Regions from separate parts of the Mus musculus genome. Here region 1 is linked to region 2. Evidence: chromatin loops called from intact Hi-C (ENCODE). Cell type or tissue: left cerebral cortex. All regions are shown on one strand.

What was found. A loop is a pair of places that touch in the nucleus more often than their neighbours do. Peaks named below come from ENCODE experiments on the same cell type or tissue, not always from the same donor. Only the 100,000 strongest peaks of a DNase experiment are listed, where the experiment ranks them.
Region 1: a loop joins it to region 2, with 1.8 times the contacts of the local background. A loop is called at or near these places in 5 of 42 quality-filtered maps.

What each region holds. Positions count from the first base shown.
Region 1 is chr9:59,387,922-59,390,421 of GRCm38, reverse strand. Arih1 (ariadne RBR E3 ubiquitin protein ligase 1) reads left to right here. Exons shown (of 14, transcript NM_019927.2): 14 at 1-1,868. Among named protein-coding and RNA genes, the nearest start is that of Bbs4, 36 kb to the right of the region's middle. In left cerebral cortex, no CTCF peak of the experiment used is centred here; DNase peaks (open chromatin) are centred at 1,274 and 1,891.
Region 2 is chr9:59,339,175-59,341,674 of GRCm38, reverse strand. Bbs4 (Bardet-Biedl syndrome 4 (human)) reads left to right here. Exons shown (of 16, transcript NM_175325.3): 5 at 477-588; 6 at 1,792-1,864. Among named protein-coding and RNA genes, the nearest start is that of Bbs4, 13 kb to the left of the region's middle. In left cerebral cortex, CTCF peaks have their summits at 61 (motif pointing left) and 1,495 (motif pointing left); no DNase peak of the experiment used is centred here.

The DNA.
Region 1 (2,500 bases), 49 kb before region 2:
ATCTGCAGTGTAATGTGTGGTTCACCTGTTAAGTAGGACTTGAAATTTAGAACAAGAAGAGTAAAAGGCTTAAATGTAACAAATTCTTTTAGCTATGTCCGGTATAGAGCACTTGGGGGATGGGATGGGGTGGGTTGGTGAGACAATCAGATCGATAAATTGATTAAATGCTCCTAACCCTGTAATTTTGTGCATAGAGCACCTTGTGCTGTGGAAATAACTGTTCTTAGATTTTCATTGTAACTGGACTGTTCAGGTTGCCCAGAGGGAAAGAACATTCCTAATTCTAATAAAATAAACTTTTATTTTGTTATTCCATTAGTTACTTATGTTTATTTTTATAGTTGAAAACCGATAACTTAGGTGGGTAACTGCCACCTGTATAATGTGCCTTATTCACTGTTCCTATTTAATATAAACTGTCAAGATTTGGTTCAAGTTCTATGTAAGGAACTGTGAATGAGACCATTCCCAACATTTAGTTTGGCTAATTGAAACTTTTCAGAAGTATTTCTGAAAGCTTTCTGGTTTCTGCCTCTTGAACATTGACTTTAAATTGTTGTTTGTGTTTTAGTAGTGATACACACTTAGATGTTCTGTACATCTTGGAATGTCAGTTTTTTATAGATGAGATATTTAAAACATTCTAGCCTCAAAAGGAATCAGCTTTCACATAAAAGCTGATAGTCCCTATTTATGGATAGTAACGTGGTACTATCAAACCAGACCTGACTTTTATCACATCTATACTCTAGTTTGTCACTTTCTTTTTTAAAAAAAAAAAAAAGTGGAGTAAAGATTGCTGTTTGACGGAATAGGGAAATAAGATTTAATAACTTGCCTAAAGTTTCACAATGTCTTCTATCTGAGACCAGAGTGATATCCAACTACCTCTGTACAGTTTTCTTATTCTGGTCTCAGAATGACGTAGCATCCAGAACCAGAAGAAGTGGCTTTTTGCATTCTTTGTCAACTGTAATGCCCAGCAGTGCCCCTTTGAGAGGGTTACTGCTTCATCCAGGATTGTCCTGCCTCTCCGAGAAACCAGCCTTGAGTAGAAAAGCCCTTCCCTACTTGCAGGCTGGGCAGCTAGTCCCTATGCTCACATTTGAGGTCATAGTCCCCAATGGCAGCCAGACCACGAGTTACACTCGAAAATAAATAGCTTGGTGTAATTCAATAGGGTATTTGCAGTTGTTGGCCTGTCCCTTTCCAGTGTAGAGAATCTGGACAGGCTGCTGGGACTTGTTACAGGATCTCTTTTTATAGATGATCGCTGAAAATGCACAGAGCAGCTGCTAATCTTTTGAGTTCTAAAAACAAGTTCTCAATGTAGCCCAAGTTGGTCTAGGATTTATGTAGCCAAGGATGGCCTTGAACTTCTGATCTTCATGCTTCTACCTCTTAAGTGCTAGGATGACAGGCATGTGCCACTAAGTCCAGCTTAGCATGTAACCATAGGATCTCAGCATTTATTACTGCAATTGGAGAGTGTGGTAGGAGTTTTTTTAGGGTTAATTTTTAAACCAAGTATCAGCACTGTAGCCCAGGCTGACCTCCAATTTAGAGCTTTCCTCCTGCCTCTCTGCCTCCTATTCACTGGGATTACAGGTATGCACCTATCAACTTGGGAGTTGAGGGTTTTTTGTTTTGTTTTTTTTTTTTTTAAGGTAAACAACAGTGGGAAAACGGCTCCTTCATAAATGAAAACTGTGCACTCTTAAGTTTTTTTTTTCCATTTATCTTTGGGGAAGTTGGTACATATTTTAAAGAATGTGCATCTGTTAGTTTTTCAAGCTGAATTAACCAACCTAGAAGCTCTCACTTGGAAGTCAATGTGACTAAGAATAAAGACAACTTTAGGATTTTCTTGGTGTATTTGTGTCGGTTCTTCCACCCCCTCACCCAGCTGCTACTACTGATCTTTCTCTAGGGGAAGTGATAATGCTTGCTTCAGAAAAAACATTTTTTAACTGATAATGATTGTGGTGGTTTTCAGGGTAGTTGCCAGTTTACAAATCAGTCACTTTGGCACTTAGCATCTCTAAAAATGAATCCATGTGGGATCTAGGGATACCAAACTCAAAAGCATATATACAAGTCAGGTAAATAGGGTTAGACTGCACCTATTAGCTGAATTCTAATAAAATACTATTAAATCACTATACATTGTTAAACTGTGACCATGCTTGTCTGGTTTGATATATTCTGTTAAACTATGTTTCTTTTTAAAAGGGGGGGGAAATTAAGGGGGGGCAAAGAAAGTAAATAAAGCCTAGTTACAAGTCGTTATTATTTAACCTAGGTCTTTTGTTTGCTAGTTACTTTTCTATTGCTATGACAAAGGACAATAACCAAGGCATTGAAAGTAATTGTGCTTACAGTTCAGATGGTTAGAGTCTGAAAGTTCATATCATGACTCAAGTAGAAAGCAGAGCACACTGGGAATGATGGCATGAGAGATTTTTAAAACCACAGAGCCTGCCTCCAGTGACAAACC
Region 2 (2,500 bases):
TCCTGAGTTCAATTTCCAGCACCCACATGGTAGCTCACAAACCATATGTAATGGGATCTGGTGCCCTCTTCTGGTGTGTGTAGACAGAGCACTTATATACATAAAATAAAAGGTGGTTGTGAGCCACCATGTGGGTACTAGGAATTGAACCCCAGTCCCCTACAAGAGCAGTAAATGCTCTTCACAAATTGAGCCACCTCTAGCCCTTCAAAATATTATTCTTACAAAGAATTTCTGTGATTTGTAAAAGACCTGTTATCTGAGTATAGATGCTGGAAGCAGAATGGGTAAATCTCAGTTAGCTTACTACGGGCTTCCCCTTAGTAACACTTTGCTTGCTTCTACCCATCTAGTGATGACTGATTGGATTAAAGGCTTTCTCTGATTTTAGCTCTTCTTCCTCCTCCAGTTTTTCTGATGCCAGCCTCTACTTCTAAGAATATGGCTTATTTTCTGTATTTTCTATTATTTGGCAGCACTGATTTTTCGCCTGGAAGGAAATATCCAAGAATCCCTAGAACTCTTTCAGACATGTGCTGTTCTCAGCCCACAGTGTGCTGATAATCTCAAGCAGGTGGCCAGATCTTTGTGAGTACTGGAACAATCACAGAAGACCACATAAAATGCTGTCTTTTGAAGTGATTTTTGGGAAAAAACTTATTGCTATATCAGCCAGATGTTTGCTATGTGGGACAATGAGTAATAAGTATGATGGGCTTCATCTTGAAGAGCATGGATTAATCTGGAAGTCAGCTAGTATTAAGGAACTCCGGACCTTCTAGTTGATGAGAACAGTGTATTATCCCATAACTCTTCTATAATCACATGGGCAAGACATAGCGTGTTGGTTTGATGTTAGGTGGAATATTGACATATAGTAAACGTGAGGTATTTTGAGCACATGGCCTGCGGATCCCTCTGGAAATACTTGTAAAGTCTTCATAAACATTTTCACACCCTAGTGTTCCATGCAGTGCCATCTCCATGTTCCTCCCCACACTGCCTTTCTTACTGGCATCATTTTCATATAGAACTCAGTTCTCTTCAAATTCATGATCAAAAAGAGACCTGGGTTGAGGAGGAAAAGGATCCGCCCTTACTGGGCAAGGTTGGAGATGATGGTGGCTATGCTTCATGGCATATGGTTTGACCTTTTGTTGGTTTTGTCTACTTTTAGTTTTATTTTTTATGTTTTTGGTTTTATTTTGCTTTTTCGAGACAGGGTTTCTCTGTATAGCCCTGGCTGTCCTGGAACTCACTTTGTAGACCAGGCTGGCCTCGAACTCAGAAATCCGCCTGCCTCTGCCTCCCAAGTGCTGGGATTAAAGGTGTGCGCCACCACGCCCGGCTGTCTACTTTTATAAAACAATACAGATAGTAGTTACAGAAGAATGCCACCAACATTGGTGTGTGATGACCTTACTGTCTTAGAACAGCGCTGACACAAGCTCTGCCTCAAGAGCTTCTGCTTTTGGGGCGCAATGGTGCCCCCTGCCGTTCCCATACAACCAGCTCAACTTTTTGAAAAATACTTATACAATTTTTAGCTCTGGAACATGTGTAAAATGTGAATTTGTAGAGTTAATCCTACAGGAGTTTAGGTTAGCTGGGTGTGGCAGTGCACACCATAACCCTAGTACTTGGAGCTGAAGGCATGAGGACCGGTTCCAAGTTATCCTTGGTCACACAGTGCATTGGGGGCTAGTTGGAATTACGTAAGGACCTGCCTCAAAAACAAACCAAAAGTAATGAATTGAGGAAGTAATAATTATAGAAAATTTATCTTCACAGGTTTCTTCTGGGAAAACACAAAGCTGCCACTGAAGTATATAATGAAGCAGCTAAACTTAACCAGAAAGACTGGGTAAGTGAGAAACAGCATTTCTTTCTCAGCAAATAGCTCTTTTTTTATTTTTTATTTTTTTGTTTTTCGAGACAGGGTTTCTCTGTGTAGCCCTGGCTGTCCTGGAACTCACTTTGTAACCAGGCTGGCCTCGAACTCAGAAATCCGCCTGCCTCTGCCTCCCAAGTGCTGGGATTAAAGGCATGTGCCACCACCCCCAGCTCTTTTTTTATTTTAATAAGGTCTCAATTTGTGTAGCACTGGCTGACCTGAAATGCATTATGTAGAGCAGGCTGGCCTCAAACCCAGAGAGATGGGTCTGCCTCAGTGGTACTCAGCCACTGCCTAGGGCTTGGCTAGAGCTCTTAGATGTTCACTGTCTTTGATTCTGTCCTCAGCACGGCATTTCTGCGTAGCTTTGTAGACTTTGGTTTATATTTTGCAGCTGTTAGTGTGGCTGACAGGTTTGTACTGGTGTGATTCCAGCCGTGGTTTCCCATGTCATTTCCAAGAGCTTTAGAGGTCACGTTGGTACATTTGGAGTTCGTAAGCATCAGCAGCAGATGTCTTCATATGTACTTTGCATATTTCCCCTATCTGCTTGGCAGTCAGCAGCTGTTTCTTTTGACTTTCTTTGTGTTATGAAAACTTTAAGTG